2 separate regions of the Homo sapiens genome follow, and region 2 is linked to region 1. The links are chromatin contacts, found by Hi-C or POLR2A ChIA-PET in ENCODE. All regions are on one chromosome and are shown on one strand. The core of a region is the stretch at or near the end of the contact, and the rest is flanking DNA. Distances in the headings are between cores, read along the strand shown.

What was found. A loop is a pair of places that touch in the nucleus more often than their neighbours do. ChIA-PET counts read pairs that join two places held with the same protein, here RNA polymerase II (POLR2A). Pooled maps may share reads with other maps.
Region 2: a map of IMR-90 shows a loop between it and region 1 (17-fold over the local background). The contact joins the enhancer-like site here to the promoter of LINC00917 in region 1. A Hi-C loop is called at or near these places in 3 of 168 maps with a recorded cell type or tissue (IMR-90, endothelial cell of hepatic sinusoid and endothelial cell of umbilical vein) and 1 of 50 pooled maps. POLR2A ChIA-PET finds 5 or more read pairs at or near these places in 1 of 52 experiments (AG04449).

What each region holds. Positions count from the first base shown.
Region 1 is chr16:86,342,133-86,348,055 of GRCh38, forward strand. LINC00917 (long intergenic non-protein coding RNA 917) reads right to left here and starts at 3,547. Exons shown (of 7, transcript NR_024406.1): 1 at 3,360-3,547.
Region 2 is chr16:86,251,041-86,256,963 of GRCh38, forward strand. All of the region lies in intron 3 of LINC01081 (long intergenic non-protein coding RNA 1081), which reads right to left. Among named protein-coding and RNA genes, the nearest start is that of LINC01081, 32 kb to the right of the region's middle. Within about 2 kb of position 1,636, at least 2 of the 41 ENCODE cell types and tissues checked have a DNase peak (open chromatin) inside an H3K27ac peak, as active enhancers do; they include IMR-90, where a contact is called at or near this core.

The DNA.
Region 1 (5,923 bases), core at 2,297-4,796:
CAAAGGGCAGCACAGAGCCTTCAAAACTGGACACAATCCCTTCTGACTATTCCTCTCTGTGCATGTCGGAAATAGAGAGCACCGTTCTTGTCCTTCACACTTTAGTTTCTGCTCAAATATCTAAAATCAAGGTGAAGAAACCCTCTCTGTGAGCAAATATGGAAGAGGATTTGGGGATCCCCAGGGGGTGAGCTGGAACCACAGCATCGGTCTCATCTGGGAGTTTGCTAGAAATCCACAGCCCAGACCCCAATCAATCAGAAACTGCAGAGGTGGGGCCCGGAAGTCCATGTTTGAACAAGTCTCTGGGGGACTCTCAGACATGTTGAAGTTTGGCGATAAATAAGGGCAAGCCTAGTTGATATCTAGGTAGGAGATATACATCAGGGGTGTCCTCTTTTGGCTTCTCTGGCTGGGCCACATGGAAAGGAGAAGAATTGTCTTGGGCCATACCTAAAATACACTAACACTCACCATAGCTGATGAGCTAAAAAAAGAAAATGACAAAAAATTTCATAATGTTTTAAGAAAGTTTAGGAATTTCTGTTGGGCCACATTCAAAGCTCTCCTTGGCCACATGTGGCCCTAGAGCCTTGGGTTGGACAAGCTTGATATAGGTGGATCAATAGATACAGATTGACTGATTGAATGAAGCTGGTTTTGGCAAATCGTAGAACACAGAAGCACAAGCTTGAAATTCCCCTCAGAGAGCATTTGGTGGTCTGACCCCCAGAATCTTCCTGGAAAAGAAGCCAGGAGCACTTAGCAGTTGGGACTGAGGTACCAGCCGTCTGCTTCAAGCAGAAGATCTCAACTGTTTTCTATTTTACAAAGGACACATCTTGGGAAGGTTTCCTTAGAAAATAAGGTCCCAGGATGAGATGAGCTAAAAACTCCTAACCCATTCCAGTCTCTCCTCATTTTACAGACAAGGAAACTAAAGCCCAGAGAGACAAACTGCTTCCCTGAAGGTCACACAGCTATTCCTGGCAGAGGCAGGCAGACTGAGTTCATCTGGATCCAGGGCTTCCTGTGTGCGCTGCACCAGCCCTACGTGAGTATAAGAAGGTTCTGGATGGGCTCTCGGAGCCGTCGAGACAATCCCATGCCGGGCAGCCTGATTTGAGCCCCCCAAGGTCCCGGAGCGAGCTTGCTGGGGCCTGCTCAGTCCTCCCCACTTTGGAGCCCACCCCCCATCAGAAACACGGAAAGCCAAGCTGGCACACAGCTGGCGGCTTCAGGTTCCCGGCCAAGTTCATTTTGACATTACAAGACAAAAAGCACAGCATGTTGCGATGGGACTGGCCGTTACTGCGGTGCCATTCAACAGGGTTTACGATTTTCCTGGAGCCTCTCGGCCGGGTGATGCCAGAGAGTAAGCCAGAAAAAGAAAATTCCTAGGTGACGTAAATGCAGTCACGACGCTTGCGAGGGGCATGCACTTTTCCTGCCCCGGGAAGGGGTGGGGTGCGGGGAACGGAGCCATTTTAGATCCAAATAGAGAAAGAGAAAACGAAAAAAAAAAAAAAACCCTGTGCTGTGTATTCATTTCATTGCATAAGATCCTTGTTCACTCACTGGCTTTGTTTTCCAACCAAATGCCTTTGACTTAATAAATGCTCTGGGCAATTAGCAGACAGGGGGCCCCCCATGAAATCATCAGAGCTGAGATCACTCGAGAGGGTATCAGACAGTCAGGACATTAATTGCATTATTTTATTTCCAGATAAAAGTTATTTTGGTGGAGCCAGGCTTGCCAGAGAAGAAGCTGATAAGATCAGATGCCGTCTCTCACTGCCAGATATCCTATTAGGGGTCTCAGCAGACAGGGGATTGGGTGACAGTCCAGATCTGCATGGACAGCAGGAGTTTGTTTCAGGCCAGAGGAAAAGCCCAGGGTGCCTGAGGAGTTCCCTTATGCCATGGAGAAGCAAAGTGGGCTATGCAGGCCCTCTGGGGGCTTTAGATAAAGCGAGTACGCTTCTGATGGCCCTAGCCACAGCAATGGCTTTCACAGGAAAGAAAAAAAAATTCTCTTCTCTTTCTTTTTCAAGAGAGGGACTCTTGGTTCCTTAGTAAACATAGATGCCTGGACTCGGTGCGCAGCCTAAGGTCTCTCTCTCTTGGCAGTGGCCCAAAACGCTCTCCCAAGCAAAAGGGAAAAGAAGACAGAGGGGGGTTGGGGATTGTGTCAGGTAGTGAGCTGTTTCCTGGAGAAGCCTGCGTCTGGTTCCAGAGGGAAGTGAGTTTCTAAGAGAAGGCATCTGTAGGAATTTTGCCCATCAGCCGTGACACCAGCACTGCTGTTGGAGGGATGAACAGCTCATGACAAAGTCCTGTCTCCTCTCTCCCCTTCCCCGTGTCTGTGCAATATCATTAGAACTGGCAGACCCTTATTAAAAACAGTTGGCCACTGAGAGGCTATATCCTGTGTGAGACAGAAGCCCAGATGGTAGGTGGTCTTACTTTTGGGGTGGGGTGTTCCAGGTGGTAACAGCCTCGAGGGCGGGAGGACCATGCCGCCTGTTTCTTGGCATCCGTAGGTGGTTCCTGCCTCCTTCCCTTTGGCAGGTGTGTGGGAAGGATTGAGTGTGAAGGGATGCTCACAAGCACTGAGAAGATGGCCTGGCACTTGTGAAATGACAGAGGTGGCCTGGGAGGTGTCCCGGACCCTGGATTTAATGTGCAACACATGGTTCAGTCGGTCCCAATGTTGGGACTGTAGAGAACGTACCAGAAGCCTCACAGATACTCAAGGAGTCGTGATTATTAGGACTGGGCTGAGTTAGCTCTATCTAGTACTTTGTAATTTTAAAGACCTACTCAAGCAATATTACAATATAAACGGGATCACATGGACTACCTTTCTACTTCAAACAACTCCAGAGGCATCCTGCTGTGGATAACAGAAGCTGATTCTCTTTCTCTCTCCGCCTCCTCCTCGTCTTCCACCTCCCTCATAAAGCATCCCCCAGCACTGACAGGGTACCGTCATAATGATGGTTATATTGAACTATGTGAGTGCCTACTCTTTGCTAACCAAACTAAATTATTAGTTGCATCATTTCATCTCAACTTCACACAGTTATTATATTTTTTCCTTTTTCTTTTATTATGGCAAAGTCTAGTTAATGTAAACCTTGCCATTTTAACTTTTTTAAAGTGAATATTTCAGTGGCATTGGGTCCATTCGCATTATCGCACCACCATCGCCACCGTCCAATTTCAAAACTGTTTCCATCCTGCAGAACTGGCACTTAGTATTCATTACACGACCCCCTCCTGCAGCCACGCTGGGAGCTGACCCTCTCCACCCATGCTTCGTGCACTCAGGCGCTCATCCAGGGATCATCCTGTACCTCAGACTCTGCCAAGAACTGTCCGGCCCCAGGGCCTTTGCAAGCGCAGGTCGCACGGCCTGGGATGCCCTCTCCCAGCTCACCACATGGCTGGCTCTTTCCCATTCATTGGCCTCAGCCCAGTGGCCTCCTTCTCGTCAGAGAGGCCGCCCCTGCCTGCCCTGGCTGGCCGGCCCCTCCCCCACAATGACTCTATGACATCATCGTGTTCCTTCTCCTCGGAGCCCTCAGACCCTCTGAAATCCTCTGGTCTGTGTTTTGTTTCCTCCGTCTCTATCTCTCTCCCCACTAGAAGGCAGGTCTCAGGAGGGCAAGGACCCGGCCTGTCCAGCTTCCAGCCGTAGCCCCAGGGCCGGGTGTGCAGTAGATACTCAACAAGCCTTCTTTCCTCCCACCAGCCTTTCCTCCACAAGGGGAGACAGGACTTGGGGGTGTTTTTGGGGGTCTAAACAACACAAAGGAAAGAGACGCTGAAGTGGGTGAGCTGGCCTCGCACTGCACTTCCTGCTGGAGTTCAAAGTCAGCCCTGCCCCTGGAACTGCCATGGCCAGTTTAGATTGTTCCAGAATCCCGCTGCAGGCTGTTCAAAAGGCTCCCAGCTGCTATCAGGAAATAGCTCAGGAAGGTCCCTGTTAAACACCACCCCCATCCCCGTAACCCTGAGCAGCCCTCCGCCACCTGCTATTTTCTATCTCTGAGAATTTGCTGACATTAGGCAAGTCATGTCTGTGGAATTATACAATGTTTGTCCTTTTATGAGTGGTTTGTTTCACTCGGCACCATATCCTCAAGGCTCACTCATGTCATAGCAGGTGTCAGAACTTCCTTCCTTTTTAAGGCTGAATAATATTCCACTGTATGGATGGACCACGTTTTGTTTATCCATTCTCCTGTCAATGAACATTTTCGTTGCTCTCAGCATTTGGCTGTTAGGAATAGCGCTCTGAGGACATTTGTGCACACGTGTTTGCATGGATTTAATTGTTTTTCCTTTTCTTGCCTGTTCTTGGGTGTCGTGGCCAAGAAGCCACTGCCGAGTCCAACATTGTGAAGCTTTCCCCCTATGTTTTCTTCTAAGAGTTTTGTAGTTTTTTTACATTTAGTTATTATGGTAATGCCTTTGATCCTTTTTGAGTTAATTTTTTGTATCTGGTGTAAGAGAAGGGCTCAACTTCATTCTTCTGCGTGTGGTATTTGGTTTTCCAAATACCATTTTTTGAAAAGACTGCCCTTTCCCCACTGAAGGGTCTTGGCTCAAGACACTTGAATGTCAAATAAGTCAAAGGGCTTCTTTCTGGGCTCTGTGTTCTGTCCCATTGGTCTATCTGTCTGTATGTAGGTCAGGACCACAGTGTTTTGATTGTCATAGTTTTCTAGTAACTTTTGAAATCAGAAAGTGTATGACTTCCAACTTCCTGGTTTGTATTTTTACATTTTATATTTTGTCCCCATTTTACAGATGAGACAAAGGAAGCTCAGAGAGGGGAACTGACTTCCGAGGTCACAGAACAAGCAAGGGTGGGACAGGATTTGAACCCAGGCTTGTTTGACCCCAGCCCCTTTCAACAAACATTTCTGTCTCAGCTTGGATCACAGAGCAAGAAAGTTACAGCCCTTCCCAGCCCCCTTCCTGTCCTGCTGATGAATTCAGCTGGGGTGGCAGCCTCGACACATCTCAAAGGCTCTGATACGGTTTGGCTGTGTCCCCACCCAAATTTCACCTTGAATTGTAATAATCCCAGCATGTCAAGGGCAGGGCCAAGTGGAGATCATTGAATCATGGAGGTGGTTTCCCCCATGCTGTTCTCATGGTAGTGAGTAAGTCTCACGTGATTTGATGGTTTTTTAAATGGGAATTCCCTGTCACAAGCTCTCCTGCCTGCCACCATGTAAGACCTGCCTTTGCCTCTCCTTTGTCCTCTGCCATGAGTGTGAGGCCTCCCCAGCCATGTGGAACTGTGAGTCCATTAAACCTCCTTCTTTATAAATTCCCCATTCTCAGGTATGTCTTTATTAGTAGCGTGAGAACAGATGAGGCTCACTGGACTAGCTGGTGGGGGAGGAGAAAGCAGCCCATGTTCCCTCTCTCAAGCAGGACCATTTTGTTTTCCTCAGTTTCCCTCTTCCACTTCCACTTGGGGACCCCCACAGCCATGGCCAGAGAGAGGGAGCTTGGGGTCCCAGTGCCTGGTACAAACTCACTCTGCCCCTCACTGCCCTTGGGGTCCCCACTCTGTGGGGTCAGGGACCGGGGTCCACAAGGAACTGCTTGTCGCCATCTTCCCACCCCCCACCCCAAAGGGGCTTGAGCATGTTCCCAGGCTCGCTTTCCCCACTGAAGGAGGGGTGGCTGTGTGAGTCCTTCCACTTCATGACCCTCTCTGTTTCCTTATATGTTCAGCAAAGGCTTGACTGAAGTCACGGGTCTCATCATTCCTTTCCTAAGCTTTCTTCAAACAGCATGGTGCGTGGATGAGGACACACGTGCTCTGTAGAAGGTGGGGCCACAAAGCCCTGCCGACCGACCTTTCCTGCCTTCTGCCTCTAAGGTGCAACCCCGAAAG
Region 2 (5,923 bases), core at 386-2,885, 93 kb before region 1:
TTCATTTTTCTCCACTTATAATTTTCTGCTCTTTGCAATGTATCGCCAATCCCTCCATATTGTAACAACACAATAATAATTTCAAAACCAGTAATCTGTTATGCATATGCTTACAGTGTGACTGCTCCCTCCCTCCCCTGCTCTCTCTCCCTCCTCTATCTTCCTCCCTCTCCTTTTCTCTCTCTCCCTATATTAGCTGTAGCAAGTCCCGCTTTATAAAAAATCTATATATTTCTTAAAAAACATAAGTTGGTAGCAATTACTTATTTCATTTGAAAATTGCATTGCTTTTCCTTAACAAGGTCCCTGGCATAGTGACAGCATGATTTAGTGGACAAGAAAAGCAGGAGGCACAACTAGAAAGGATTCATCCGTGTTTTGAAATGAAGCAGAGCTGTGTTTCTCATCTGGAGACCTGCTCATCTGGGTGCCCCTTACTCTGACTCCAATGAAGGTTCCTGACTCTGTCGCTGGGGTTTCCCATCCATCCAAGATTTACTGAGCCCTGTGCTGTCTTCGTGGGGCCGTGATGGTAAAGAGAACCCCATTCCCCCACCTGTGGGGGACGTTTAGTCTCATACCTCTTTACTCTTCATGAATACATGCATTTTTTTTCTCCCTGAGTTTTGAGATGTTTAAAAATTCCTTTATCTTACTTCTTGAATGCAGCATTCAATACATTGCAATAGGTAAAATGTTACCGCCGTCGATCGTGAATTCCATTGCACAATATAAAAGCCCTCATTTGCTTTCCTTTTGGATTGGATTTCGAAATGGGTCAAATGTTTACAGAAATGGCCCAAACTGTACAAATAAACTGTAGCTCTAGTGAGGGAGGCAGTTTACATTACTCTCAGTCAGATGAATATGGAAGCTGCAGCCTGTCCTTTGAAAACCACTTCAAGCACTGTGCGTGTGAGTTCTGTGCCCCGTCTGGGATCCCTCAATTCCATCAAAAAGCTTCGGGAAAGGCATGGCGATCCTATAAATCCACACATCCATCCACACCCAGCTGGGTGGCTCTTGTCCTCCACTAGGTCAAACAAACAGGGGTTTTCACCCAGGCATCCTGCAATGCCCACATGGCGTGGACCTTCCCCAAGCTCCCTTCCCTTGAGGTCACCTGCACTGCTCACTCGGAGCTGCCATTGTTCACCCGAAGCACCTGGAGAGCAGGAACTGGGCCTTGCTCTCTCATATTTGGCACATGTGGCCTGGAGCCTTTGCACATAGTTGATCTTCACTTGTTTGCTAATCCAATCCCCTATTTTACAGACGGGGAAACAGAGGCACTGAAAGTCCTGCGTGCCTTGTGTAAGTAGATGTGGGCCCTATCACCTGAGTTTCAGAACAATGCCTGTGCTGGTTATAAAGCTCTTGTCTCTCAGCTCCAGAACCATCTGCAGTGGGAATTAGAATGGGCCCCAATTCAGTATTGGGGAATACTGGAGTCCTTAAAAGAAGAAGAGATGCACAGGGAGGGGACAGGCCACAAGAGGATGGAGACAGAGATTGGAGCACTGCAGCCGCAAGACAAGGACAGCCTGGAGCCACCAGGAGCTGGAAGAGGCAGGAAGGATTCTCCCCTAGAGCACTCAGAGGGAGCTGACACATTGACTTTGGACTTCTGGCCTCTAGAATGTGGGGGAATACGTTTCTGTTGCTGTGAGTCACCCAGGTCATGGTATTTTGTTACGGCAGTCCCCGGGCCCTCATACACTGTCCTTCTGTTCTTTGCATAGTGATGCTCCAGTGGGGCTGGGCAACCCCACTTCACCATTGCCAGCTGCTCCCTGTTTGGTTACACAAATAGGGGGCGCTAGAGGGCAACGCAGGAGAAGGCAGGAGAGCCGAGCTCCTTCCCCTCCCATCAGCATCCCAGCATCAATGGGTTTCACCTTGTCAGAAGCAGCTGGTTCCACTTTCCAGAATCTCTTCCCCCATCCATGCTGCACCCCTCCACCCCCACCCTTCAGAGACGCCAGCCTCAGCTGCTTAGCTTTGTTTCCTCGAGGGTCTGGGTCTTACCTCCATAGGACCCCTCCTCCAAGCTCCCAAATTCTCCTAACCTCAACCTCTTCCCTTTGTCGTCCTAGCCCTGGAGGTGTTAGCTGAGTCCATCTGTAATTCTTGCCTCTGCAGTATCTTAAAGTTCCCTTTTGCCTCTTTTCAGTGTTCCAATAACTAGATTTTAAAACATATTTATATTAAATTCTCTGTGTTAAAATAACTGATATGTTTAATGAGTATCGAGCTTCAGTTTGGGAAGATGAAAAAGCTATAGCGATGAATAATGGTGATGGGTGCACAATAATGTGAATGTACTTAATGCCACCAAATTGTAGTTAAAAATGGTGAAAATAGTAAATTTTTTTTTTTTTTCTTTTTTTTTTTTTTTGAGATGGAGTCTCACTCTGTCGCCCAGGCTGGAGTGCAATGGAGCAATCTCTGGTCATGTCAACCTCCGCCTCCCGGGTTCAAGCGATTCTCCTGCCTCAGCCTCCCAAGTAGCTGGGATTACAGGCATGTGCCACCACGCCTGGCTAATTTTTTTATCTTTAGTCGAGACTGGGTTTCACCACATTGGCCAGACTGGTCTCAAACTCCTGACCTCAGGTGATCTGCCCATCTTGGCCTCCCAAGGAGCTTGGATTACAGGCATGAGCCACCACGCCCAGCCAGAAAATAGCAAATTTTATGTGATGACGACTTTTACCCCTCAGCCCCGTCCCCCAACACAAGGCTGGTGTTGTTTCTATTTTCCTGACTGATGTACATTATTTAAATAGTGAGGATGAAATAAACACTCCTTATGATGATAATGACAGCTATCACTTTGAACCTTTCCCATGTGCTAACCTGTACTAAGTATTTAATCATCATAATATTTTACTAACTATTCTATGGTGTCTATTTTAGTGATGGAGAAGCTGAGCCTCAAAGTGGTTATGTTGCTTGGTATTAAAGATAGCAAAGGGTAGAAATCAAATTTATTGGACTGATTTTTAACAAAATTTATTTTTTATTTTTAGACAGGGTCTAGCTCTGTCGAGTGCAGTCGCACGATCATGATTCACTGCAGTCTCAACCTCCTGAGCTCAAAAGATCCTTCCACCTCAGCCACCCAAGTAGCTGGGACTATAGGCATGTGCCACCATGCCTGGCTAATTTTTTTTTTTTTTTTTTTTTTTTTTAGAAACGGGGTTTTGCCATGTTGCCTACCCTGGTAAAGCATTCCTCCCTCCTCAGCCTCCCGGTGCTGGGATTACAGGCATGAGCCACCACACCCAGCCTGGACTGATCTTCTTATCGTTATGTGATATACATATTTGTCTTTAGTAATTTCCTTTGTTCTAAAGTTGACTTTACCTGATATTAATATAGCCTCTTCTTTTTAAAATTAATATTTGCATGATATATCTTTTCCCATCTTTTTATTGTTAACCTCTGTCGTTATGTTGCAAGTGATTTCTTTCTTTTTTTTTTTTTTTTTGAGACAGAGTCTTGCTCTGTTGCCCAGGCTGGAGTGCAATGGCACAATCTTGGCTCACTGTAACCTCCACCTCCCGAGTTCAAGCGATTCTCCTGCCTCAGCCTCCCGAGTAGCTGGGATTACAGGCACCTGCTACCACACCCAGTTAATTTTTGTATTTTTAGTAGGGATGGGGTTTCACCATGTTGGTCAGGCTGGTGCAAGTGAGTTTCTTATAAAAAGCATATCGTTAGGTGGTGAGGTTTTTAAAAATCCTTCTGCCAATCTTTGTTTTTTCATTATTTTACTTCAAATATTTAAAGTAATTATTGATATAGCTTAAGTCTGCCATTTTCTTGTTTTCTGTTTGTTATATCTGTTTCTAATTCCTGTTTCTTTCTTTTTGCCATAAACATTTTTTGAGTTCCATTTTTATTTACTTAAAAATGTTTTTTAGCTTATGACTTTTTTATTTTTATTAGTGGCTGCTTCAGATACTATATCAACTAACTTATTAAAGTCTATTAGTATTGAGGTTTTACCGCTTTGAGTGAAGTTTAGAAAACTTACTTCCATTTGGGTCCCCTTATGCTCCCCACTTTTAAGATAAAATTGTCTTAGCTACTTCCTGTATATACATTGAATACCACCTCAGATAGTGCTATGATTTTTGCTTTAACTATCAAATAAGATTTAAGAAAGTCAAGAAGAGAAGTAATATCTGTTATATTTACTCCTACGTTTATCCATTCTTCTTTCCCTTCTTAAGTTCCTTAGACAACTTCCCAAAGTCATTTTTTAAGAGTGAGCCTGTTGAGAGATGGATTCTCTCAGTTTTTCTTCACCTGAGAATCTATTTCCCCTTCAATTTGGAAGGATATTTTTACTGGATATAAAATTTGTGGTTGACACTTCTTTTCTCTCAATCACTTGAAAAATATTGTGCTACTCTTTTCTGTCCTCTCTGGTTTCAGATAAAAAATCCACAGGCAATTGAATTGATGTTCTCCAACAGGTAAAATGTTATTTCTCTTTAGCTTCTTTCAAGATTTTTTACTTGTCTTTACTTTTCAGAAGTTTGCTTACAATGTGTCTTAGTGCAGATTTATCTGGGTTTACTCTGAGTTTTAGTCAGCTTCTTGAATCTCTTAGGGTTATGCCTTTCACCATATTTGGGAAATTTTCAGCCACTACTTTCTTATACATTTTTTCAGACCAACACGCTTTTTCTTCATTTTCTGACATTCTGACAATGTAAATATTAGATTTCTAAAATATTATACCACAGGTCCCTGGAGCTCTGTTTGTTGTTTTTTAAAATCTATTTTCTTTCTGTTGTTTAAATTGAATAATTTCTTTTGTTCTATCTTCAAGCAAACTCATTATTTCATCTGTCATATTTATTCTGCTGTTACACTCAACCAGTGTTTTTATTTTGGTTATTGTATTTTTCAGTTCTATAATTTCCTTTTGATTCTTTTTCATATCTTGCCCTTCTTTGTTGAGACTTTCTTTTTTTCAAGTATAGTCATGATTACTTGCTGAAGGATTTTTGTGATTGCTGTTTATAATCCTTGTCATATCATTCCAAATCATCTCATTTTTTGTGTTGGTGGTGGTCTTTTCTCTTTCAAGTTGTTATTGTCATGGTGCTTGTGATGATTAGCAGATTTTGTTTGGATCCTGGATCTTTGGGGGATTGTGTCATAAGACTAAGGACCCTGTTTAATTTTCTTTTTTATCAGGCAGTCACCATGTTCAGATGCATCCTGTAGATCCAGGGTAGGGGTGGTTGTTCACTGCTCCACTGGGCTCCATTGACCTATGCACTCTAAGTGGAGTGGTGATGACTCACACTAACTCACTGCATATGGGTGGGCTAGAAATTCACCCCCAACTCAGTACCACTGACACCAACTCACACTGCTTCATTGCTTCCAAATTGAGTAGTAAGCTCAGTTCCCTGCTGTACCCTCACTGATACTAGGGAGTGGGGGAAACAGAGTGCTGGCTAGCTCTGCCTCATTTGTCCTCATTCAGCCTTGTTGATGGGGTAGAGGCTCAGCTACCCATTGGGCCTCATTGTCAGCAGGGGGAGGGCAGGAGAAACTAGAGTGTGGACTAGCCCTTCCTCATTTTCATACCACTTCATTCAGCCTCATTGATGCTGGGCAGGATTCAAGGCTCAGCTCCTACTGTGCTTTGCTGATATATAGGGTGAAGTGAGGAGTGAGGAATGCCCACTAGCTCCACCTTACACTGTTGAATTCAGTCTATTTCCTTCCAGATGGGAATGGAGGTTTAGCTCGCCACTCAGCCCACCAATACCACCCCAACAGAGGAATCAGAGCATGCCTGCTTCTGCTGGATAGGAAATGAAAGGTTAGGTCACTGTTTGGCTCAGTTGACACCACTGGGTGGGAGACCTGGAAGGTTGTAGAGAAAGAAGGA